3 separate regions of the Homo sapiens genome follow, and all the other regions are linked to region 1. A link is a loop called in an ENCODE intact Hi-C map of the cell type or tissue named here. Cell type or tissue: CD4-positive, alpha-beta T cell. All regions are shown on one strand.

Evidence for each region. Hi-C counts contacts between places; a loop is a spot of excess contacts. Peaks named below come from ENCODE experiments on the same cell type or tissue, not always from the same donor. Only the 100,000 strongest peaks of a DNase experiment are listed, where the experiment ranks them.
Region 2: it touches region 1 in a loop (6-fold over the local background); 12 of 110 quality-filtered maps call a loop at or near these places.
Region 3: it touches region 1 in a loop (3-fold over the local background); 5 of 110 quality-filtered maps call a loop at or near these places.

Annotation. Positions count from the first base shown.
Region 1 is chr4:1,708,815-1,716,814 of GRCh38, forward strand. It overlaps SLBP (stem-loop histone mRNA binding protein), which reads right to left and starts at 3,505. Exons shown (of 8, transcript NM_006527.4): 1 at 3,316-3,505; 2 at 3,060-3,176. The coding sequence starts at 3,374. TMEM129 (transmembrane protein 129, E3 ubiquitin ligase) reads right to left here. Exons shown (of 4, transcript NM_001127266.2): 4 at 7,138-8,000. RefSeq lists silencers at 2,882-3,001, 3,012-3,921 and enhancers at 4,052-4,341, 6,321-6,430, 6,551-6,620, 6,931-7,030. In CD4-positive, alpha-beta T cell, no CTCF peak of the experiment used is centred here; DNase peaks (open chromatin) are centred at 2,447, 2,897, 3,507 and 3,917; H3K4me3 peaks cover 2,861 bases; H3K27ac peaks cover 2,529 bases.
Region 2 is chr4:1,867,560-1,875,559 of GRCh38, forward strand. NSD2 (nuclear receptor binding SET domain protein 2) reads left to right here and starts at 3,834. Exons shown (of 22, transcript NM_001042424.3): 1 at 3,834-3,983. It also overlaps the pseudogene RN7SL671P. RefSeq lists an enhancer at 2,763-3,264 and silencers at 2,998-3,257, 3,288-3,517, 3,568-4,267. In CD4-positive, alpha-beta T cell, no CTCF peak of the experiment used is centred here; DNase peaks (open chromatin) are centred at 2,992, 3,592, 4,922 and 5,492; H3K4me3 peaks cover 3,026 bases; H3K27ac peaks cover 2,341 bases.
Region 3 is chr4:2,458,432-2,466,431 of GRCh38, forward strand. It overlaps CFAP99 (cilia and flagella associated protein 99), which reads left to right. Exons shown (of 16, transcript NM_001193282.4): 12 at 292-433; 13 at 676-827; 14 at 1,606-1,811; 15 at 4,012-4,174; 16 at 4,379-4,571. The coding sequence ends at 4,495. It overlaps LOC105374353 (a long non-coding RNA gene), which reads left to right and starts at 4,573. Exons shown (of 2, transcript XR_007057992.1): 1 at 4,573-5,692; 2 at 6,785-7,053. It overlaps LOC107986250 (a long non-coding RNA gene), which reads right to left. Exons shown (of 2, transcript XR_001741551.3): 2 at 6,091-6,281. RefSeq lists a silencer at 3,980-4,599 and an enhancer at 5,017-5,516. In CD4-positive, alpha-beta T cell, a CTCF peak has its summit at 4,465 (motif pointing left); a DNase peak (open chromatin) is centred at 4,440; H3K27me3 peaks cover 493 bases.

The DNA of each region.
Region 1 (8,000 bases):
CCAGGCATTATCCACAATGTGCAAATACCAAGTGCAAAGGCCCTAGGACAGAAGCATTCCTATAGTTTGAGGAATGAGGACACCAAAAACTTCCATAACTTCTAAAGCACTGTAAGGATTTAATATTTTTATCTTCAGCTAAATGAGACCACTGGAGAGTTCAGAGCTTGATCTCAATAAGGTTTGTTTACCTTCCCTTCATATCTGGACCTAGGGCCTCTTCTGTACCCACCCGTAGACCCAAGTCTTTTGTCTTTTTTTTTTTTTTGAGACAGTTTCACTCTTATTGCCCAGGCTGGAAGGCAATGGCGTGATCTCGGCTCACCGCAACCTCCACCTCCTGGGTTCAAGGGATTCTCCTGCCTCAACCTCCCGAGTAGCTGGGATTACAGGCATGCGCCACCATGCCCGACTAATTTTGTATTTTTAGTAGAGATGGGGTGTTGGGAAAAAGGCTTATCGAGTGCCTGTATAAGCTGGCCATAAAAATATGGCACAGTAAGTTGTGAAAAGCCACAAGAGGCCTCTGAGGAGGAAAGCCTCCTAATTGCCATCATGTTCCCATGCTCAGAGCGAGACCTGCTCTCTTATCTGTAAACAGTGTTCAAGAAGAAAGACATTCCTTTAAAGCACTGGAATGTGGACAGATTTGCAGGCTCCTAGTTAAGCCCGCTCCCACTAGCTACTCTCCAATAAGTTAGATATGCTGTTTGAGCACAAAGGAGATTCATTGAAACCGCTATAATTACGCCTATGACGCCTGCCTCCCTTTCACTGTTTCACCCTGAACATCTACTTCTTTTTTTTTTTTTTTTGAGACGGAGTCTCGCTCTATTGCCCCAGCTGGAGTGTAGTGGGGCGATCTCGGCTCATCGCAAGCTCCGCCTCCCGGGTTCACACCATTCTCCTGCCTCAGCCTCCTGAGTAGCTGGGACTACAGGCGCCCGCTACCACGCCCGGCTAATTTTTTGTATTTTTAGTAGAGACGGGTTTTCACCGTGTTAGCCAGGATGGTCTCCATCTCCTGACCTCGTGATCCACCCGCCTTTTGCCAAGGCGCTGGGATTACAGGCATGAGCCACCGCGCCCGGCCTACTTCTTAAAGTGATTGTACTCAATAAATAGTGTGGAGACCGCAACTCCGGGCCTTTTGCAGCCTCCATTTTCCAACTGGTCCCCTGGCTCCCACCTTTATGAGCTCTTAACCTGTCTCTTCTCATTCCGGGTAAGTGTCGAGGCTGGTCCCCAACAATGGGGTTTCTCCATGTTAGTCAGGCTGGTGTCGAACTCCTGACCTCAGGTGATGGGCCCGCCTTGGCCTCCCAAAGTGCTGGGATTACAGGCAGGAGCCACTGCGCCCAGCCCCCTAGACCCAAGTCTCTAAATATCATCTCTATGTCCTGGTAACTCACTGTGCCTGAAGATGCCTCCCATGTAGACTCCTACACTCCGTTACCTTTCTTGACATCTCCTTTGCTTCTCTAAGCAGCTTCTCAAGCCTCACAACTTCCCATGCCTAGCTGCTCCAGCCCATCTTCTCTATCTTAGCAAATGGCCCCAATCAACAGCGTTCAGACCTAAAGGCTTGAGTCATTCTTGATGCCTCTTTCCTGTGTAAACCAAAAAGTGTCTGAGACAGGTCTCAATTGCTTTAGGAATTTAGCTAATGTTAAGGACATACCTAGAAGAACACGAAATTACAGAAAGAGTCTGTGGTCTGTGCCTTTCTCCAGAGATGACTGTCAGGGCTTCAATATTTAAAAGAGAAAAGTAGGTTGAAGGAGAAAGATCTACATGTTCCAAGAGAAAAGGAGCAGGTAGGGGAATAGTCAATTATGTATTCCTAGTGTGCTCAGTAAGTCGCCACTTAAAGTGAACAGAGTTCACCCGTGGAGATATTTAATCTTGTATCTGTAGGTATCTGCTTAGAAAAAAAAAAAGAAACACAAAGGTGGCCGGGCGCGGTGGCTCACACCTGTAATCCCAGCACTTTGGGTGGCCAAGGTGGGTGGATCACTTGAGGTCAGGAGTTCGACACCAGTCTGGTCAACATGGTGAAACCCTGTCTCTACTACAAATACAAAAAGTTAGCCGGGCGCGGTGGCATGCGCCTGTAATCCTAGCTGCTGGGGAGGCTGAGGCAGGAGAATCACTTGAACCCGGGAGGGGGAGGCTGCAGTGAGCCAAGATCGCGTCACCGCACTCCAGCCTGTGAGACAGAGTGAGACCCTGTCTTTAAAAAAAAAAAAAAAAAAAAAAAAGTAACGCAAAGGTAGTTTCTTGCATGATTCCGCGCTCAGCATAATTTTTTCCTTTTGGCACAGTGAAGTTGGGTCCGATTTTTTTTTTTCCTTTCACGCCTCCCATCCCCAACCCATCAGCAAGTCTCACAGGTCCTGCCTTCAGAAGCCTATCCCGAACCACGCATTTCCCTCCACCTTCACTGCTCCATCTCGGCCAAGTCACCACGCCTTTCAGGGAACTCAGGAGCAACAAGCCCCCAGTGCGGGACGAGCCACCCCAAAGCCCCTCGAGAAGTTTTCTCTAACCACAGCCCCGAAAAGCCCCGCCACTACGACCACTGGCACCCCTGCTTATTTCCTCCAGACCCTCCTCGGCCGTCCCACCCCATCAAGCCCTCCTTTCGCTCGCATCTCCACCCTCCCTGCACACTGCCTAACCCAGAAAATGGCCAAGCAGGTAAGCCCTGTCAACTCACTTCTCCTCGGGACTCGGGTGTCCCTGACTTCCACGTGTTCACGAGAAGCTCGTCAGAGACCCTGACCTCTCCCGGGAGCACAACACAGACTCGAACTGGCTAACTCGGGCTGACGCCGGTTCAGCTGACTCCCATCCTGGCAAGAGGCTTCCGGAGTGTTCCAGCGCCTCCCAGGCCTGCTGCGGCCGCCCCAGTCCACGGGCCGCGCGGAGACCAAGATAAAAGGACGCAGGGTGCCGACCTGACCGATCCCGGCACCGCGAGAGCGCGACGAGGTCCCTGGAGCCCGCGGCCTCGTCAAGGGCCCCACCGCGCCCCGACCCCCGGGTCCCGCGCCCACCTCTCGGGTCTGCGCTCGGCGCCGCGGTGCTCTGCCTCCTCGGCGTCTTCGGGCCTCCAGCGCCTGCCGTCGGCTCTGCGCTTCCGTCCCAGGCTCCATCGCGCGGGGGACGGCGGGCTGCGGGGAGGGACGCGGTCGGCTGGGCACGGGAGGTTCGGGACCGCCTTACAACCTCCGCCCTCCCACACCCCGGCCCCGCACAACCCCCGCCCCACGGGGCACGCGCTCCCTCGCCCGCCGCGCAGCCCGGCCTCACCTGGCGTCACCGTCGCAGCGGCTCTGATGCCTCGGCGGGCTTCGCGGGCGGCAGGCCATGGCAGCACGGGCCGGGCGCGCAGCGCAGGGCCGAGGCTGAGGCGGCGGCGGCGCGGGCAGAGAGCGCAGAGTAGAGCAGGGCAGGGCCTGAGGCAGAAACCCGCGTCCCCGCGCCGGCGCTCACGAGCTCTGCGCGCCCCGCCCCCAACCGCCTTTATGTGGGCGCCGGGCCCCGCCCCTCGGCCTCCCGCGCGCGCCGGGTCGGGCGAGACCATCGGGCCACGCCGCAGGGGTCCACTCAGCTGTGCGCGCCTCGCGAGCCGACTGGGGCTAGGGCGAGGCCTCGGGACCGCGGGCAGCCGCGAAGCCCGACTGCCCGGCCCTCGGCTCGGGAGCCAGATGGACGCCGTGGGCTGAGGAGAGGCCTGAGGAAAAGGTTGCCCCCACCCGCGGGATTGAGGCGGCCGGGCCGCCGCGGGCCTCTGCGACGCTGATAGGTCGCGCCTTGGCGGGCGGGGGCAGCTTTGGCGGGAGATTCGGCCGCGCGCGACGCGGCGCAGGTCGTGGGGGAAGGGTAAGCGGCACGTTTCTCGGCCTGGGTCGTGGCGCATCTCCCATTGGTTCCGGCCTGGGTGGAGCGCGGCTCTGCTTGGTTCCTGCCCAGGTGGGGGCGTGTCTCCTCCCTGGCGGGAACCCGGAACCCGGAACCCGGAAGGCGCGGCCTGTGGCGGGTACTGACTGCTTCCCACGGTCCCGTGGCCGCTGCAGGCCCCGTACGCGCCGTCTATTGTTTTGAGCCGCTTAAAGTTTTGGAGTAACCTTTTAGGTCGCAACAGTTGACAACTACACTGAGTCTTTCCGGTCCCACTGCCCTGGCCGTTGACCGCACACCGGCCACCGACTGAGCCGCTAGTTTCGGTTGCCGCTGCCTCCCTGCCCGTCCATGACGTCCTCCACTGTGTCGCCGGTGCATGACGCTCCCACCCTCTGCCTGGAGTTGACTGGGTTTGTATCCTGAAGAATCCCTGGCTCAGCAGGTAGGTTCCACCTGGAGGCGAGGTCCTGTAGATCCGCACCATCCCGTCCCGCTTCCCCGCCGTCACAGTTGCAGCTGACGGCCCCGCGGATCCAGCCAACTAGAACCCCAACGGGTGCACTACACCTGAGAACAGGTTCCCACAGCTTCCTGTTGGGGACAACGTGAGGGATGCAGGGGAGAGTGGAACCAGCCAAAAGAGTGGGCAGTGGGGTCAGGTCCAGGAGGCTGAGCCCCAGGGATGCTTGGGATCCCTCTAAGGCCTTACACCTCTGGGAGGGCCGGACTTTTGCACCTGCTGCCCTCAGGACTGTGCCTTGGTGCGTCCACCGCCCCCTTTTGAACTCAAAAAAGTCATCCTCAGACTAGGACGGACACATCCTGTCCCCTTCCTCCCCAGGCCCTGGGCATCCCATAACCCTCAACACTGTAAACTAAAAATAAAATCCTGGCAGGGCGCGGTGGCTCATGCCTGTAATTCCAACACTTTGGGAGGCCGAGGCGGGAGGATCATCTGAGGTTGGGAGTTCGAGACTAGCCTGACCAACATGGAGAAACCCTGTCTCTACTAAAAATACAAAATTAGCCTGGCATGGTGACGCATGCTTGTAATCCCAGCTACTCGGGTGGCTGAGGCAGGAGAATTGTTTGAACCCGGGAGGCAGTGGGCTAAGATTGCACCACTGTACTCCAACCTGGGCAACAAGAGCAGAACTCTGTCTCAAAAAAAATTAAAATCCTAAGCCCCCAACAACTGAATGGACCCCCTTGCGGTCAAGGGGACACCAGTGGCAATAAGATACCAAATTATGAATAGGACCTAAGGTCATGCCAGGCAAGGGTTAAGTCACACACCCTACATTTAAACTATATTCCTACTGCCACACTGCTTTTCTTTTCCTCTTAGTAGCTCAATAAGCACTGGCCTTGAGCTAAGCAATATTGGAACAGTGCAGTGGCCGAGATGATGGCTCATGCCTGTGATCCCAACACTTTGGGAGGCTGAAGCCTCCAAAAGGATTGCTTCAGGTCCAGAGTTTAAGACCAGCCTGGGTAACAGCGAGACCCTATCTTTACAAAAAACTTAAACAAAAAGGCTAGGCACTGTGGCTCACACCTGTAATCCCAGCATTTTGGGAGGCTGAGGTGGGAGGATCGCTTGAGCTCAGGAATTCGAGACCAGCCTGGGCAACATAGCAAGACTTCATCTTTACTAAAAATCAAAAAAATTAGCCGGCCATGGTGGTGTGTGCCTGTGATCCCAGCTACTCGGAAGCTGAAGTGGGAGGATTCCTTGAACCTGGGAGGTCAAGGCTACAGTGAGCCCAGATGGCGCCACTGCACTCCAGCCTGGGCGACAGAGTAAGACCCTGTCTCAAAACAATAAAAACCAATTTGCAGTTCCACCGGATGCTGACTGATCCCCCAGCCCCTATTCCACCAGCCATAACTACAGTTTCATTGGACAAGAGACTGATTTCAGTAACTTGGTCCAGATAAGAGACCACAGTGATGGACCACTTCTGGCCTGTGTAGAACCTCATTATAATACATTTTAAATGTTAAGTCTCCACCCCAAAGTGAATGTGGATTGTATGTTTGTTCAGGATGCATGCGTCAGGACTGCCTTCATGAATATTCATAGCTCCTCCTGTCACCTGCTGAATATGCATGTTTAGCCAACCCATTCAGCATAAACCTCCTGCCCCAACCCCTCCTCCTCCTCCTCTGAAGTGCCCATCTCTGGTCTTGGCCAGAGGCTGTGCTTTCCAGTCTGAGGGATGGCCATCTTGCAGGCTGTTAACTATTTTTATTTTGAGACAGTCTCACTCTGTCGCCCAGGCTGGAGTGTAGTGACGCGATCTCGGCTCACTGCAATCTCTGCTATCCAGGTTCAAGCGATTCTCGTCAGGCTGTAACTTTTTAGAAGAAATAAACTCTTCTCTAAGTTAACAGTACAGAGCCAAAGAGTCCCAAGTACCTGTGAGTCACAGGGCCTGGCACAGTCAGGGCCCATAACAGCCCCTCAGTAGATGCTCACTGGATCTCTGTTGTTGGTTAAAGCAGCGCCTGGCTGTGTATGCAAAAGAATGCCAGTGAAAGTACCAGGCTGGAAAGAATCTGAAGACACTCGTAGCGCAGGAAACTAGAGCCCACTGTCATATCTTTCAATAGGATTACGTGTACTGTTTCCCCAAGAACCATCCTGTGGGTCAAGAAGCAGAATGGGGAAAAGGCAGCAAGCACTCACTGTCCGGTTGCTGGGGTGCTCACCTGAGGGCCCAGTGCTGTGGGGAACCCCAGGCTGCTGTCTTGGCTGCCCTAGGTGCTCGGCTGGCAATTCCTGGGCCACCCTGACCCACAGTGAGGTCAGTAGAGACAGCCTGGTGTCCTCACAGGACGCAGCTGCAAACATAAGTGAACCGGAAAGGCTGCTCACTCCTTGGCTACCCATGTGTCCCCACATCAGTTCCTGCATCTGGAAGCAGCCGCAGTGGCGACCACACAGTGACTTCCCCCAGGACGTGTCTCTGCCCCTCCCACCCTGCTCCTGCAGAGGGCCCTGGGTCAGGGGTTCTCAAGACCCCAGAGTCCCTAACCAGAAATCAGAGGGGAAGGTTCCTACTGTACCCGCCTCCCAACCAATGGGTTTTTCCTCCTTATTCTGAACAAAGCACGCCACGCACGCAATTCCACCTCTAAGGTGGCTTCTCCAATACCCACAGGCCATTCTCCAACTATGACAAAAGTTTGGTTTTAATATCGGGCAACACAAAACACAGTACATCACTTCAGACTAAATTTTATTAAATATGGTGTCATTTGGCTACAATCGGTTTGTCTTTATAAAACTAAGTAACTTATTTTGTAGTAAAAACAACCCCAACCCACTGCCCCTCTTTGGCAGCCCTTGAAACTCAGTTCAAAGCTAGGCCTGGCTCCCGGCCATGGCCCCTGCTGCCTTCACCTGCTGAGCGCTCTAGGAAGCCTCCCAAATCCCAAGTGTCAGGCCCCCGGAGTCCATCACCTCTGCCTCAAACAGCCAAGCCCAGGGGCTTTGGGGCCGCAGGTATGAAGGCCCCTCCAGTAGCCACACCTGTGTCAGGGCTGTGCCCTGGGGCCTGGCCAACATCCCCCCTCCCCTTGAACCATCAGGAACTGGGCAAGACGCCCACCAGAGGCTTGACCACAGGGGGCGTGCATCCCCTTCTGAGCCTGGGAGACCCTAGGGGAGTGGGTAGCCTGGGCTGGACCCCTGGTGGGCTTGTGTTCTGGATGTCGCTATGGCACTTTGGTCCTCAACTCAAACCCCCACCCCTACCCAGGAGTCTGAGACCTCGGCCTTCCCTGGACTTGTTGGGCAGAAAAAGGCACCAAGGACAGGATGAGAAACCCGGAGGGGCAGCCCCACAAATGAGGGCGCTCTGACCTGTCCTCCCATTGCCACCCCACCCAGGAACAGCCCCTCAACTGGTCACAGCCACCAGGAAGCCCCAGGACTGCTCCCACACCACAGCAGTGCCCTCTTCTCCATCCCACCCTCAGGACCTACCCAGGGTCCTCCAGGCAGCCAGGGGCCAGCTCCAGGACAGGGCAGGAGAATGCGGTCCAGGTCTGGCACGTAACTGAGGGTGGGTATGCTCCAGAGA
Region 2 (8,000 bases), 160 kb after region 1:
TGACCTCAGGTGATCCGCCCGCCTTGGTCCCAAAGTGCTGGGATTAACAGGGGTGAGCCACTGCGCCCAGCCTAAAGTTTAATTTTTAGAGCAGTTTTAGGTATACAGCAAAATAGAGCAGAAAGTGCACCCAGGTCCCATATAGCCCCTTCTCACCCACACACCCAGCCTCCCCCATCATCCGCATTCCCCACTAGAGTAGTATATTTCTTGTAATCAGTGAACCCACATTGTCACGTCATGATCACTGAAAATCCGGTTTTGGGTTCACTCTTGGTGCTGTACGTTCTTGTATCCACTGTTACAGTGTCACACAGAGTATTTTCACTGTCCTAAATATCATCTGTGCTCTGCCTACTCATCCCTCCCTGCCCTAACCCCTGGCTAATCTTTTTATTGTCTCCATAGTTTTGCCTTTTCCAGAATGTCATGGAGTTGGAATCACACAAGTTTGTAGCCCTTTCAGATTGGCTTCTTAGTCAGTTTTCTGTTGCTTATAGCAGACTACCTGAAACTGGGTGATTCATAAAGAAAATGAATTTATTTACTTATTTTTGAGACAGGGTCTCACTCTGTTGCCCAGGCTGGAGTGCAGTGGCAGTGGCACAGTCATGGCTCACTCAGCCTCAACCTCCCGAGCTCAGGTGATCCTCCCACCCAGCCTCCTGAATAGCTGGGACTACAGGCATGTACCACCACACCCAGCTGATTTTGTAGTTTTTTTTTTTTTTTTTTTTTATAGAGATGGAGTTTTGTCATGTTGCCCAGGGTGGTCTCAAACTCCTGAGCTCAAGGGATCCCCCATCTCAGCTTCCCAAAGTGCTGGGATTACAGGCGTGAGTCACTGTGCCTGGCCGGAATTTATTTCTTACAGTTATGGAGATTGGGAAGTTCAAGGTCCAAGAGGTGTGTCTGATGAGAGCCTTCTTGCTGGTGTGGACTCTCTGAAGCTTCCCAGGCGTCCCATGACAAGGGGGCTGAGCATACTAACTGCTAGCCCAGGTCTCTCTACCTCTTGTTATTTTTATTTTGAGAGATGGGGTCTTGCTGTATTCAAACTCCTGGGCTCAAGCAGTCGTCCCCCCTCAGCCTGCTGAGTAGTTGAGATTACGCCCTGATAATGAGGATCTTCTTTTCACGTGCATCCTTGCCATCTGGGTATCTACTTTGGGGAGGCGTCTGTGGAGGTCTTTTGTCCACTTTACTATAGACAGGGTCACATTCTGTTGCCCAGATTGGAATGCAGTGGTGCAATCACAGCTTGCTGTAGCCTCATGTAACTCTTGGGCTCAGGAGATCCTTCTGTCTCAGCCTCCTGAGTAGCTGAGACTACAGGCATGCACCACCATGCCCAGCTGTTTTTTTATTTTTTTGTAGAGATAGGATTTCAATGTTGATCAGGCTGGTTTCAAACTCCTAGCCTTAAGGGATCCTCCTGCCTTGGCCTCCCAAAATGCTGGGATTACAGGTGTAAGCCACTGCCTTTTTGTCCACTTTTTAAGACGAGGTCTTGCTATGTTGTCCTGGCTGAAGCGCAGTGGCTATTCACAGGTGCAGTCCCACTACTGATCAGCATGGGAGTTTTGACCTGCTCTGTTTCTGACCTGGGCTGGCTCCCCCCTCCTCAGGCAACCTGGTGGTTCCCAGCTCCTGGGAAGTCACCATACTGATGGCAAACTTAGTGCAGACACCTGACTGGCATAGCCCAGAACTAAATGATCCACCTGCCTCGGATTTCCAAATAACTAGAACTACAGGTGTGAGCCACTGTGCCTGGCTTATTCACTTTTTGTTATTTTTTATTTTTTGAGACAGTCTTGCTCTGTCACCCAGGCTAGAGTGCAGTGGCATGATCTCGGCTCACTGCAACCTCCACTTCCCGGGTTCAAGTGATTCTCCTGCCTCAGCCTCCTGAATAGTTGCGATTACAGATGCCCGTCACTATGCCTGGCTAATTTTTGTATTTTTTTTTAGTAGAGACGGGGTTTCACCATGTTAGCCAGGCTGGTCTCGAACTCCTGACCTCAGGCGATCCACCTGTCTCGGCCTTCCAAAGTGCTTGTATTAAAGGTGTGAGCCACCATGCCTGGCACTGGCCGTAATTTTAAAAATTCATTTATTTGTTTGGTGATAGAGACGAGGTCTTGCTATGTTGCCCAGTCTGGTCTCCAACTCCTGGGCTCAAGCAATCCTTTCACTTTGGCCTCCCACAGTGCTGGCTCACACTTCTCACAGGTGTGAGCCACTGGCCTTGGCTCCATTTTGAATTAATTTTTGTTAAGGGTGTAAAGTCTGTGTCTAGCCTGATTTTTTTTTGCATGTGGACATCCAGTTGTTCCAGCACCATTTGTCGAAAAGACTGTCTTTTCTCCATTCCATTTCCTAGAGTCAAGCTCAGCTGACTCCATTATGTGGTCTATATCCGGGTTCTCTATTCTGTTCATGGATCTATTTGTGTATTTTTCCACCAGTACCACAATGTCTCAATTACTGTAGCCTTATAGTAAGTCTTGCAGCAACCCTTGTTTTTTTGGGGGGGCCACAACTCAACCCATACAGGGGCCCAGCACCTGTGAAGGGACAGCAGCGGAGGCGGCGCGGGAGAGGAAGAGGAGGTGAACTGTGGCCACTCCTTGGTGGCTGGAGGTGGGTCCGGGGAGGCAGGACCTGGGCTGAGGTGTCGTTCTATAGCCCGGGTAGCGCACTTTCACAAAGCTCTCCTTGACCAAACTCTCGCCAGGCTCCCCTGGGCCCGCTTCTCAGCGAGGGCTCAAGCTGGGCCTGTAAAGCTCGAGCAGACACTAAGGCTCAAGGCCGAAGGTGTTCCCGGCTCCCTGAACCTGCGTGACAGAAAACCCAAGGCCGCCGGCTCCGGCAGCACCTGGAGGCAGGAGCCGAACTTCCATGGGCGGCGGGCAGCAAATCACACCGGCTTCAACCGCCCGGCCCGCCCACTTTTTGCAGCGTCTGACTTCCCCGCTCGCCCGCGCCGCTTCCTCCTCCTCCCTGTGCCGCACGCAGTCGCCCGCGCCACCCCCTGAAGCCCGGCTCTACCGCAGCGGCGCTGGGGTAGCGCCCCTGGACCAGGCGTCCTCCCCTCGCGAGCGGTCCTCCCGCAGCCGCGCCCAGCTCCGGGTCGGACCCTCGCCCGGGGGACTCGTTCACGCCCTGCGGCCGTTAGGCGGGAAGAGCACGACGCCCTGCCCTGCCCCGTCGTGGCGTCTGACCCTCTCCGCCACGTCTGTTCTGAGGCTCCGGGCCCGCCACGGCGGGGCCTCTGCGGCGGTTTCCCCACCCGTCCCCGCACTGCCGCTCCGCGAGGCGGACGCCGCTAGCAGCCTCCCGCGGGCCCCAGGCCCCGCGCCCCTCTCACGGGACAGGAGCTTGGGGACCCGCGCGGGCGGGCCGCGCGCCCAACGCCAGCCTCCGCGGCCGCGCGCCCACGGCTCGGGGGCGCCGGCTCCGGACGGTGATTGGGCGCGGATCGTGACGTCACTGAGCGCGGCGCCCGCGGGCGCCGGGTCTGGGCCGGGTGCGCGCCGCCGAGTAGCGGGAGCAGGGCGCGCGCCCGGCGCTACTCTGAGGCGGCTCGCGGGGCCCGCGGCCCGGCCCTCCCGGCGCTGCCAGCCCCGCCCGCCCGCGCGGCCCCCACCCGCCGCGTGCCTGCCCGCCCCGCCCGTGCGCGGCCCCGGCGCGGATTTGAAAAGCCCGGTCCGCGGGCCCCGCGAGCGCGGCAGCCAATCAGCGGCGCGCACTTTTCCCGCGGCTTCTGCGAGGCGGCGGCGGCCCCGGCTGCGGCGGCGGCGGCGGGCGGGAGGCGCGGGGGCGGGGTCGGCGCCGCGCGCGAGAGCCTCGGCCTGGCCGCGCTGCGCCCGCCGCCGCCGCCGCCCCCTCCCCGCCTGGGCCCTACCGCCGCACGGCCCCGGCCCCCTCCCAGCCTGCCGCTCCGGAGAGCCGCCCGCCGAGGATGCGACGCACCGCAGGTCACTGGGGCGCCCGCCCAACAGTCGCGGGCCGCCAACCGCCGGGGCTGGGGCCGGGAGGCCGGGCTGTGGGAGGCCTGAGGGGCGGCGGGGAGGACCGCGGAGGCCTGAGGGGGCGGGAGCGCCGGGAGGAGTGGGGGCACTGAGGAGGCCTGAGGGGCCGGCTCAGGGGCTGGGGGACCGGGAGGCCGGGCGGCCTGAGAGGGTCGTGGGGACCGCGAGGACCGCGGAGGCCTGAGGGCCGGCGGGAGGACCGGGCGGACCGCGGAGGCCGGGACGAGTCCGGGCAGGGGAGGGGCGGCGGCCTGCGGGCGGCGGCGGCTAACGGGGCCGGGCGGGCGGGCGCGGCCATGTTGGGCCCGGCCGGGCCCTGCGGCTGCACCTGTGCCCGGCCCGGCCGAGGCGGCCGCCTTTGTTCCCGCGGCGCCGAGCGGGTCGGGCCGGCCTTTGTGCGGCGCCCCCGGTCCGGGGCGGCCGCGGTGGGAGGGGCAGGTTGGGGTCCCGGGGCCGGCGCCGGGGCCAGGGGTCGGGCCGAGGGTCGCTTTTTGTTTGCAGGCGGTGTCTGGCGTTGACACTCGCGGCGCCCGGGCGTTGGTCAGCGCGGACGCTCCCCCGGGAAGCCGGGCCGCGGTCCGGCCCTTGGCAGGTGGAGGCGGGGGTGAGCCGGGTGTGGGTACCCTGCTGGGGGGCTGCGCGCCCTCGGCGTCCGGGCCTCCGCCTGGGATGTTCCCCTCGCCCCAGGATGCAGATTGATAGTCCTTGAAGCCTCAGTGCATGAGATGGGACCTGGCGACTTAATGGCTGGTTTTGCTCCACTCACAGGAACCGTGGTTTAAAATCTCGGCGTTTAAAAAATGCTGGTCTTAAGTTTCGGTAGAAATAAAATGGATGAGGGTATTGTATAGGACCCATTGCAGCACGAATCTTTCTGTGCCCACGATGGGCTTTGACATTCAAGTGGAAACATAGTATCAAAACTGATGTGGTGACGTTAATCGTTTTTAGGTAGATAACGTGTATTTTGTGTGTGTGTGTGTGTGTGTGTGTGTGAGAGAGAGAGAGAGAGAGAGAGAGAGAGAGAGAGAGAGAGAGAGCGCGCAGACCCTGTGAAGACAAGACTAATTGGATAAAGTTCAGGCCTGGCTCAGGAGCAGCTCTTCAGTGCTACCCACCTGCTTCACAGACTTTCAAGCCTTGATTTTTAAATGAGTTAAACGCCAGCATCACGCATGGGTTATATTCACTCTATTTTGTGTATTTCAAATATCAACGTGGAAAATAACTTAGGAGCCATCCCATTTATGAACTTGGGACTTAAACTTTTTAATTTTCCCAAAATGTTTTAAGTGCCCTAGTTACGTATTTAAATGTGATGAGAACAACAATATTTTAAAGAGCAGAACGCCAACAACATAAAGCAAACAAGTTCTGTGAGCACAGCCTTTCCTTGTGTACTTGATGTGTGCTCTCATTCCCCACAACTGATGGTGGTTCAAATCTAAACTGCCAAATGGAGATGAAGAGGACTCATGCTTTAAGCACGATTACTTTGAGTCATTTCCTTTTCTTTCCTTCCATTTTCTCAGCCACCCAAACCCAGCAACCTTCAGTTTTGGGCTGATGGTTGGTAGAGTGAGGACTTACTGCACAATTTTGAGTTTGTGTAAGCTTTTGTGAAGAGCTCTGATCTCAGTACAAAAATTGTCCTCTCCTGACTGCATTAATACCAGAGTCTGGCCTCTGATTATAACAGTAAAGATTTTATTTTAAGAGTATGAGGTAATTAACTGAGAATTTGAAAGAATGATGGACAATTTATCGTATCTATTCGTATGTAACATATAAACTAATATAACTTTTGGAGCCATGCACAACAAAATTATAAGGTCAGCAGGCTGCAGGTGCGACTTGCTTTGTTTCTATGCAATCAGCTTATCCAGGGCTTTCAAACCAGTACTTGCTGAAGTGTGCGGACCCAAATGAAGCATTAAGCAGAGTCCTAGAATGAGTCAGGAAGATAATCTGAATAGGTAGAAGACAACCCACTCCTCCTAATCCTGTGGGGCTTACATGGGTACAGCCTTCTGCCTATTCAGATTATCTTCTCCTTCTAAAAGTAATCAAATCTTACAAAGTTTACTCACATGGCAGAATGTGAACTTTTTTTGTTTGAAGATTCAGTGTAAAACATGCAAAAGTAGCTGGAATTAGGCTTACTAAGCTACAGGATTCTCTTTACCAAGCAAGAACTTAAAAGAAGTGCTAAGATGGTGCTGAAGTTCATAATCCAAACGTATTTTGTCCTGTGCTATTTATTTATTTTTAGAGACAGGGTCTCTCTATGTGGCCCAGGCTTGAGTGCAGTGGCTATTTCAGAGGAGAGCAATCATGGTGCACTTCAGTCCCAAACTCTTGGGCTCAAGTGATTCTCCCGCCTCAGCCTCCTGAGTAGTGGTTACTACAGGCACACTCAGCCTTCCTGGCTCTGCCCTGTCCTTTTTAGCTGGGCAAGTGGGCAAATAACCTTTCTAAGTAAATAATTAATCAGCAGCAACAGAAGCCATAAGGCTTTTTACTCATATATTCTGATCTACGTGTTTGGTTTTGCCTTTTTGTTTTTGTTTTGTTTTTTGGTGGGCTGCTCATGGCCATAGAATGCATACAACTTTGGATAAGCATTTTAGTCTTCTGAGCCTCAGTCTCTTGTTTTGCTTGATTGTAGTAAGTGTGACCTTGTTCTCCAAATACGTGGTACCATGTCCTGACTCCAGGCCTTTGTGTGGGCTGTTCTTGGGTGTGGACTACCTGCCACCTGTCCTTCCTCTTTGAGCATAATTCATGGCTTTTTAATGGCCACTTGTGACCTTTCTCCCCTGTTGGGTTAACTCTTAGAGGTAGGACTCTGTCATTGCCTTGGGCAGCATTGCCTCTGCTGGTGCATTCTCATGGCATACACTCAGTAAGTGCCGAATAAATGGGTATATGGCTTAGGGTAAACAAACAGCCCATTTTAATGCCGATATCTGGCCTGTTTGCCTCTCTGTTTTGTAAGTAATGGAGCATCTGGGAGAAGAAGCTGAGTCTAGAAAGGAAATGGCTTGGCTAAGGTCACTCTGAAACATTGCAAGTATATAAGTCCAACAAGTAGTAGAACAGATCTGTACTACCACCAAGATGGAGCAAGAAATCTACCTCGTCAATTTCTCTATCCTTGGTGAAGATAAAAAAATATAAAGTACACAGAATACGAAAGAGGAGATGACATGGGGGCTTTAGAGGATTAGGCTTGTATTTGTAAACTGTATGATTTGCTAATTCCTTTTTAATGAATGGTTATTTACAGCGAGTACTTTGGGGGAGAAAAAGACTTGTGTTGGTAACCCAGGGACTCTAGCATTTTATATTTGTCTATTGGTTGCAATATTGCTCTTTTCTTTTGAGATAGGGTCTCACCTGTTACCTGGTGTGGAGTGCAGTGGTTCAATCATAGCTCACTGTAACCTGGCACTCCTGGGCTCAAGCTTTCCTCCCAGCTCATTCTCCTAAGTAGTTAGGACTACAGGCAGATGCCACCATGCTTGGCTAATTTTAAAATTTTTTATGGAGTCAGTCTTGCAGTGTTTGGGCTGGTCTCTGTAACTCCTGGCCTCAAGTGATCCTCCTGCCTTGGCCTCCCAAAGTACTGGGATTACAAGTGTGAACCACTGTGCCCGGCCAAGTTGCAGTATAGCTTTTTACTTTTTTTTTTTTTTTTTTTGGGACAGGGTTTTGCTGTGTTACCCAGGTTAGAGTGGAGTCATATGATCACGGCTCATTGCAGCCTTGATCACCTGGGCTCAATCGATCCTCCTACCTCAGCCTCCTGAGTAGCTGGGACAACAGGCATGTGCCACCATGCCTGGCTAATTTTTGTGTTTTATACAGACAGGATTTCACCATGTTGCCCAGGCTGGTCATGAACTCCTGGGCTCAGGTGATCCTCCCACTTCGGCCTTGTGCCTGGCCTGCAGTATAGCT
Region 3 (8,000 bases), 750 kb after region 1:
CTCTAGGGCTACTACAGCAAAGTACCACAAACTGGGTGGCTTCAGATGCAGGAAGGTTCCCCCCAAGACCACACTGGGAGGAAGGGAGAGGACATGAGGTGGAAGTTCCCCGCAGGCCCAACTTCCAGAGCACCGCCAGGAGTGAATGGGCTTAGACCTGGGTTCTGGGGTGATTCAAGGGCAGGGACTGGGTCCACCTTCAGACCTCATGCTGCGCCCTGGGCTGGGGCGGGACCAGGCAGGGAAGCCGGAGCAGCCCCACTCACCGTGGCAGGTCCGCTGTCTGGGCAGATGGCCAAGCTGATGCTGCAGCGTGCAGAGAGACGGCTCCGGGAGGACAGGTCCAGGAAGGAGCTGGTGGAGCAGGTGATAGAGGGGCAGAAGAACGCCAAGGCGGCCCAGACGAAGCTCGCGAAGGGCCGACAGCAGACAGGTAGTCAGGAGCCAGATGTCACTGGCCCTACCCCGCTCTTCCCCACTCGGGTGCTGGGCTGCCACCCTTTCCTGAGTGAGCCACTATGGCTGTCCAGGGTCAGGGACCCCTTGAGGGAGGCACTCCCAGGTGGCCGCACTGAGGCCAGAGTCCTGGCTGGGGAACCCTGGGGGAGGTGCCTTCCTGTCCAGCCCCTGCCCTGCCACCCACCAGCCACCTCAGCTCCTGGCTTGGCCCCCAAGTTCAGGAGGCGATCGAGGAGAGCAGGGGGCTGCTGCAGCGCAGGGCGCAGGCAGCCCAGGAGGAGCAGCGGCGCCGTTGTGAACTCATCTCCCAGCTGCGCGCACTCGAGACACAGCCCACGCGCAAGGGCAAGCTCGTGGACCTGACCCAGGTGAGGATGCAGTCCTGGACGGGCCCATGCCTCAGGGGCCTCCACGCTGGCACTGCCATGAGAGGCAGTTTCCAGGGTTCCCACCAGAGCCACAGGTGGGTCTTGCACCACCTGAAACCTGGCCCGCCACCCTCCGTGACTCAACACCCATGTGCCGCGGGCCTGGGTCTGGCCCTAAGAGTTCACAAGCCTGCGGGCAAGGCACACACTTAGCCAGTCCTCTATAACTCCTGGGGGTGGCCAAGGTGGGCTTCACAGAGGAGGCCACTTAGGAGCTGCCTGTTGAGGGAGGGCCAGGGTGGAAAGGGCAGTGTAGGGAGAGCGCAGGTGTTTTCAAAGGCTGGATGGAGGCTGCATGGAGCAGGAGGTTGAGGAGGGCCTGCCGGAAGCCCGTGTGAGAAGGCATGATGAGGGGCCAGGCCTCAGAGGAGTGCGGGGAGCCAGCTGCAGGGCCTGGCCCAGCCCCGAGGCCATGGGGAGTGCAAACGGCTGTCTGCCCCAGGCCCCGAAGCCTGGCTGGGGAGATAGTCATGAGCTCCATTTGGGACTTGCCACAGTGGAGGGGCCTCAGTCCAGCTGAGATGTGCAGACCCACACAAGGTGTAGTGTTGCAGAGCGGAGCCCAGGCTGGAGAGGCTGGGGGCATGTTTCATAAGCAGTGTTGAAGCAGAGGGAAGGTGGGCAAGGGGTGGGCCTATGGAACAGGGGAGGGATCCTGGTGGGAAGCATCGGGGCCCAGCACAGCTCCCAGCTTGGGGCCTCCCCTACCACCCCACAGATCCCCGGCTACGGCCTGGAAGGAGAGATGTCCATAGTGGAGCTGCGAGAGCGGCTGGCCCTGCTCAAAGAGAATCAGCGGCGCAAGGAGGAAGAAAAGCGGGATCAAATCATTCAGGGCAAGCACACCAAGAGCCAGGAACTGCAGAACATGGTGGAGCAGATCTCGCTGTGCCGTGCAGCCATGGGGAGATCCGCAGCCTTGAGGTTGGTACTGGGCTCGGGGAGGGTGCCTCTGGGTGGACAGGGAGCATGCTGTAAGCCTGCCTTGCACCCTCCTGGGTGGGTCTCCTAGAAACAACCACCACCCTCCTGCCCAGGAAGTTCCCTTGCCGTAACTCCCCTGACCCCTATTATTGTAGTAGGTGACTTCCAGGCACATGGGAATGGTGCAAAATTCTGCATCCATGGCTCAGAAGCCATGACCCAGATGCAGTCATTTTTGCACCCAGCTCATGGGTCCAACCTTTCACCATATGTGCTTCACGTAGCCAGCTAGCTATTTATGTCTGCAGAAGCATTAGGAAGTAGTTGCAGGAATCAGACACTTTAAACACTTCAGCATACATCTTCTAAAAAAATAGATCGTCCTACATAAACCACAGCACCCTGACACCAATAGAAAATGGAACAAAAATTCCCAACATCACCTAAATATCTCATCTTTTTTCACATTTCCCCAGGTGTCCAAAGACTGTTGGCCAACTGTTTTTTGTTTTTGTTTTTGTTTTTTGAGACAGAGTCTTGCTCTGTCACCAGGCTGGAGTGCAGTGGCGCAATCTCAGCTCACTGCAACCTCTGCCTCCCAGGTTCAAGCCTCAGCCTCCCAAGTAGCTGGGACTACAGGCACACACCACCACGCCCGGCTAACTTTTTGTATTTTAGCAGAGACAGGGTTTCACCATGTTGGCCAAGATGGTCTCGAACTCCTGACCTCGTGATCTGCCCGCCTTGGCCTCCCAAAATGCTGGGATTACAGGTGTGAGCCCAGCCTGGCTAACATTTTTAAAAGACTGTTGCTGTAACTTTTTTTTTCTTTTTAAACCAGGATCTAGTTGAGGGTTGCAGATAGCTCGTTTGCATGCACACACATACAGATGCCTTTTTACTTGTTTGGGGGACAGTCTGGTGATGTTTTTTAGCCCCTTGTGGCTGGCCCCTGGCAGCCAGGTCAGACATGGGCAGGCATGTCCCCTGGTCCTGGGGTCAGGCTGGCCTCTGGGCCCTGGCCTAGTTCCCAGGGAGGCCCAGCTGTTGTAGTAGAGCCTCGTTCAGAGCCTGGCATACAGGGCTCCGGAGACGGTTTCTGAGTGGGACTAGGTGTGGTGGATGGCGGGGCGGACAGAAGGAAGGACTAATCATTGCTGATGGAAGAGAGCCCTTCACTGTTGGTCCTTGGAGGGGCCGCTGCTCTGGTTGCAATTCAGAGGAGGCACAGGGCAACCGCTGCTGGTGCTGTACAGGGCGGGCTGGCTGCCCACCAGCTCCCCAAGGTGGCACACACCTGGACAGCTCATCACTTCCAGCTGCTGGCCACGGCCTGGCAGAGCTCAGACGCAGCCTGGTTGGTGTTAGGGTGCCTCCAAAGGTCTACCTCCTGCTAAAAAAGTTAGAGCGGGCTCAGGCATGCACTTAGGCCCCAGGCCACAAATTCACCAGGGTCGACCTGGACAGTCAGACAAGAGTGGTGGAGACAGGGAACAGCACATGCAAATATCCTAAGGCTGTGAGGTCCACTGACGCCAAAGCCAGCAGGGAACAACACATACAATCAGAAGGATCAAGGGCCATGTCTGCAGGTACCTGTGGAGATGCAGGCCACAGCACCACAGCGTTAGCAGGGGGTACCTCCAGGCAAGAGACAGAAGAGTGCGAGGTCAAAGGAGGCTTTCACATTTGTACCCCAGTTATGCATATAGTTAGTACACCTGTAATACTTTTTTAAAAAAATGTTAAGTTTAAAAAAAAAAAAGCTGCTAGGCGCCGTGGCTCACGCCTGTAATCCCAGCATTTTGGGAGGCTGAGGTAGGAGAATTGCTTGAGCCTGGGAGGTCAAGGCTGCAGTGAGCCATGATCGCGCCACTGCACTCCAGCCTGGGCGACAGAGTGAGACCCTGCCTCAAACAAACAAACAAACAACAACAACAAAAATTAAAGAAAAGAAAAAAAGAGCAAAAGGGTAGATAGAAGTGCTGGAGACTCCCCCAACCCCTCCAGCCCCTGAGCGGTGGTACTGTCTAGGAGCGCGCCGCGGCCCCTGGGCCTCGCTGTCTGTCCTAAATCATTCCGGTGAACCTCTCCGGCTGCGTAGCTCCTTGCCCCCGCGTCGCTTGGACACGGGTGGCATCCTGGGTCTGGCCTGGGCCTCCCGCCGGCCTGCTCCTGAGCCCGCCGCGTCGCCCGCCAGGTGGGAGGAAAAGAAGGCCCTTGCGGCGGCCCCGGCGGCGCCCTCGCAGGACGAGCGCGTGCAGCAGCTGCGGCGCAGGATCTCGGAGAGGGCGGCCGAGCGCAGCAGGCAGGCGGCCTTGCTGCACGTGTCGGCGCCGCGGACCGCGCGCCCCAAGCCCCGGGTGAGTCCGGATTGGTGGGAGGAGCCCGGGCGACTGAAAGCCGGGGCCGGGTGGGGATGGCGGGCGCGGCGCGCAGGGACCGGCGTCCCGGGGCGGGGATGGCGGGGAGATCGGGTCCGGTCCGCGGCCGGGAGATACGCAGCGGCGGGCGCGGGAGGCGGTGGGGGCGTCCCTGCCCGCGCCGACGCGTTCCCCGGCCTGCAGGCGCAGCTAGAGGCGCAGCACTGGCTGGAGCTGGAGCGGAGCCGCGAGCGCAGGCTGCAGGCGCTGCAGCAGGGAGGCTCAGGACCCGGGCCCGCGCGCCGCCTGGAGGCCGCCTGAGCCGGGCCGAGCGCGCCCCACCCGCTTGCGGGCCACCCCCTACACCCGCCGCCCCAATAAAGAGTGCGGCCCGCGGTGCGCGCCTCCTCTTCCTTGGCCGGGCCCCCCTCGGCCCCGGCCCCCCTGCCTCCGCACCCCGACCGCACCCCTCTCCCTTCCTAGCCCCCGTCTGCCCAGAAAAGCATTGCCGGATAAAAGGCAGGACGCCCAGTTACTGCGTGGGGACAAACTTAGGCTAAAAATGTATCCTCTCCTTATCGGGAATTCAACTGAACTGGGCATCCTGCATTTTTATAAGCGAAATCTGGCCACCCCGGCCCAGGTCCTAGCACTTCCCTACAGCCTAGCATAAGGCATTCCTGGTGCGCACCCCTTCGAAACTCCCAGAACCCCTTCAGATGTGGAAATTTGGAACACCCACCCTTTGCCGGCATCCAGGTGGCTTCACCTAGGGAACCCCCGAGACTGAGTGGCGACTGTGAGTGTACGTTTGGCTGGGGAAGTGGCCAGGATTCTTGAGCGCCAACGTTGCACTGGCCCTTCACGCGCCTCCACCATCCTCACTACGGTCCAGGGACGTAGGAACTGGCCTGCCCCTGTTCTGCTGATGAAGCCACAGGTGCTCAAAGAGGCGATGTGACCGGCCTAGAGGGCCAAAACCCAGAGCTGCGCCTGGGAGCACCCCCTCCTCCCCTTTCTCTAGCATCAGAAGCAGCCCAGATCCAACAAGATCAGGGCCAATGGAGGCAGGACTTCACCCAAGGCAGGGACCAAGATGGATTGGTTCTGCAGTGTCCCGGGACTCCGTGGGCTACAGAAGGCTCCACCTTGAGGACAGGCTTGCTGAGTGAACGCCTGCTGGTGACAGCCTCAAGAAGAAAGTACATTAAGCCACCTTCTTCCCAGGAAAGAGAGAAAAGCGTCAAGTCCGTGGGGTGGTGAGCAGAGCAGTAAGGGGTTGGGGAGTGGAAACTGACAGATAAGCTAGATGTCCAGGGGAGATATATTTCCTTCCCCAACTCCCAATATCCTCCTTGGGCCTGCAGAGGAGATGGTGCCTCAGATGAGGAGGCTGAGTCCCAGGGTACACTCAGACCAGGAAGGCAGGCATCTCAGCAGTGACAAGAACAGGCTAAAGGACAAGAGCCCTACTCCAATATTCTGAGTTTGTGAGAACCCCAGGATTTTACCACCCAGGTAGGTAAGGAGAAGAATTTCCACATCTCTGTAGAATTGCAGCTGGGAGCAGATTAAATTTCATTTAAAGAAATAAACATTGGCCAGGCAAGGGGGCTCAAACCTGTAATCCCAGCACTTTGGGAGGCTGAGGCAGGTGGATCACCTGAGGTCAGGAGTTTAAGACCAGCCTGGCCAACATGGTGAAACCCCGTCGCTACTAAAAATACAAAAATTAGCTGGGCGTAGTGGCTGGCGCCTGTAATCCCAGTTACTCGGGAAGCTGAGGCAAGAGAATGGAGTCGCTTGAACCCAGGAGACGGAGGTTGCAGTGAGCTGAGATCGCACCACTCCAGCCTGGTGACAAGAGTCAAACTCCATCTCAAAAAAAAAGAAATAAACATTGCTCATATCCCGTGTTGTGTGATCCAAACCCATTTAATTTGATATTGATGGAATACATTGATGATGCCTGGCCTAGAAAGCCCCTCTGAGCTCTGGGGGTTTCAAAGGGGGATTTATTAGCTCTCATAATGCCAATCCAAAGGCAGCAGACTTCAGGATGTACCCGATCCAGGAGCTCAGTCTCCACTCTGGTAGCAGTTCCAGCCTGAGGAACAAAGAACAGTTGCCCCAGTCTCATTGGCCTGAATTGAACATACTTGGGCTGAGCCAGTTCCTGCAGTGAGGGAAGGTCTGCATGGGTGCCTGAAGCAAGCACTGTGGCAAGGCAGGGGAATTACCCTTCACCTAGAAGGTTGGCCTCTGGAGCAGAGGGGAGATGTGGCAGCTAACAAATTGAGGGTACTATTGGCAACACTGTTGGTTGGCAGGTAACAAGGTCTTCCCCTGCCCCCTCCTGGACTGAGCAGCCGCTTAGAGCTAGCTTGAGAGCACGTGGGGCCTCTCCTCATACAAACCTAGGTGGGAGCAGGCCTCGGACCATTCCCTAAAGTTGTGGCCTGGGAGTAGGCATTGTGTGATAGAGTGATGGCAAAATGTCTGTGTATCCCTGCCCCTTGCCTTGTGACTTTACACCTCCCATCGAGAGGTGGAGTCTATTCCCCCAGCCCTTGCATCTGGTCTGGCCTAGTGACTTTCTTTGGCTAATAGGGTGCAACAGAAGTGACCACGTGCCAGTTCTGAGTCTGGGCCTCAGGTGGCCTTGGAGCTCCCACTTGTTCTCTTGGAACCTTCGCCAGGCCCCATGTGAGCATGACTAGGGTGGCCTGCTGGGATCAGACACCATGTGGAGGACACCATCTCAGAGGCCATCCTAGACTAGCAGAGCACAAAATGAGAGCGCAGCCGGACAAGAACCTCCCCCAACCCTGCTGTCTTATAGATTCATGAGCAACAATAAATGTCTGTCATTCAAAGTATCAAGCTTTGGGGTGGTTTGTTCCAGAGCAACAGCTAAGGGGCACACCCTTAAGAGCCCAGGGCCTTCACACTGGGGGCCCCTGCCTCCCCTCCCTGCACAGGCAGCTAAGGGGCACACCCTTAAGAGCCCAGGGCCTTCACACTGGGGGCCCCTGCCTCCCCTCCCTGCACAGGCAGCTAAGGGGCACACCCTTAAGAGCCCAGGGCCTTCACACTAGGGGCCCCTGCCTTCCCTCCCTGCATAGGCTCTTTACAGAGAATCAAGCTACTCCCCCAAAGGGGGCCAGCCAGAGTGAGATATGGCCCAGCTAGTGCTGACAATCCCTCTCTGAACCTTTCCTGGCTGGACTGCCTGGGGAGTGGACATTTTGCCTGAGTACAGGCTAGTCAGAAGATCCTTGTTGATAGCATCTGAGACCCACTTGGGCAGGGGCTTTCTTTGGAAATAGTGAAGAAACAGATTTAGTAGCTGGTGTGAGGCCCAGGAACCTGCATTCAGCTGGTTTCGACTTGTGGGACTATGGGAGCACCAAGGTGCCGGTCTTTTCTCTAAGCTGCAGGCGTTCAGGGCCCAAGGGAAGCGCTATTTGTGAAGGAACAAGTTCAGTGCAAGTGAGGCTTGGAGAAGACTTGAAAGCAGCTTTTGTTTTTGTTTTTGAGGCAGGGTCTCGCTTTGTCACCCAGGCTGGAGTGCAGTGACGTGATGATAGCTCATACAGCCTTAAACTCCCGGGCTCAAGTGATCCTCTTGCCTCATCCTCCCTACTAGCTGGGACTGCATGCACTTACCACCATACCCAGCTAATTTTTTATTTTTAGTAGAGATGAGGTCTCACTATGTTGCCCTGGCTGAAGGCAGTCTTTGAGCATGAAACTGGTATTTATAGAGACTTTTTCAACATCACATCTTCAATATATTACAGTTACAAACAGAAAACCCTAACTT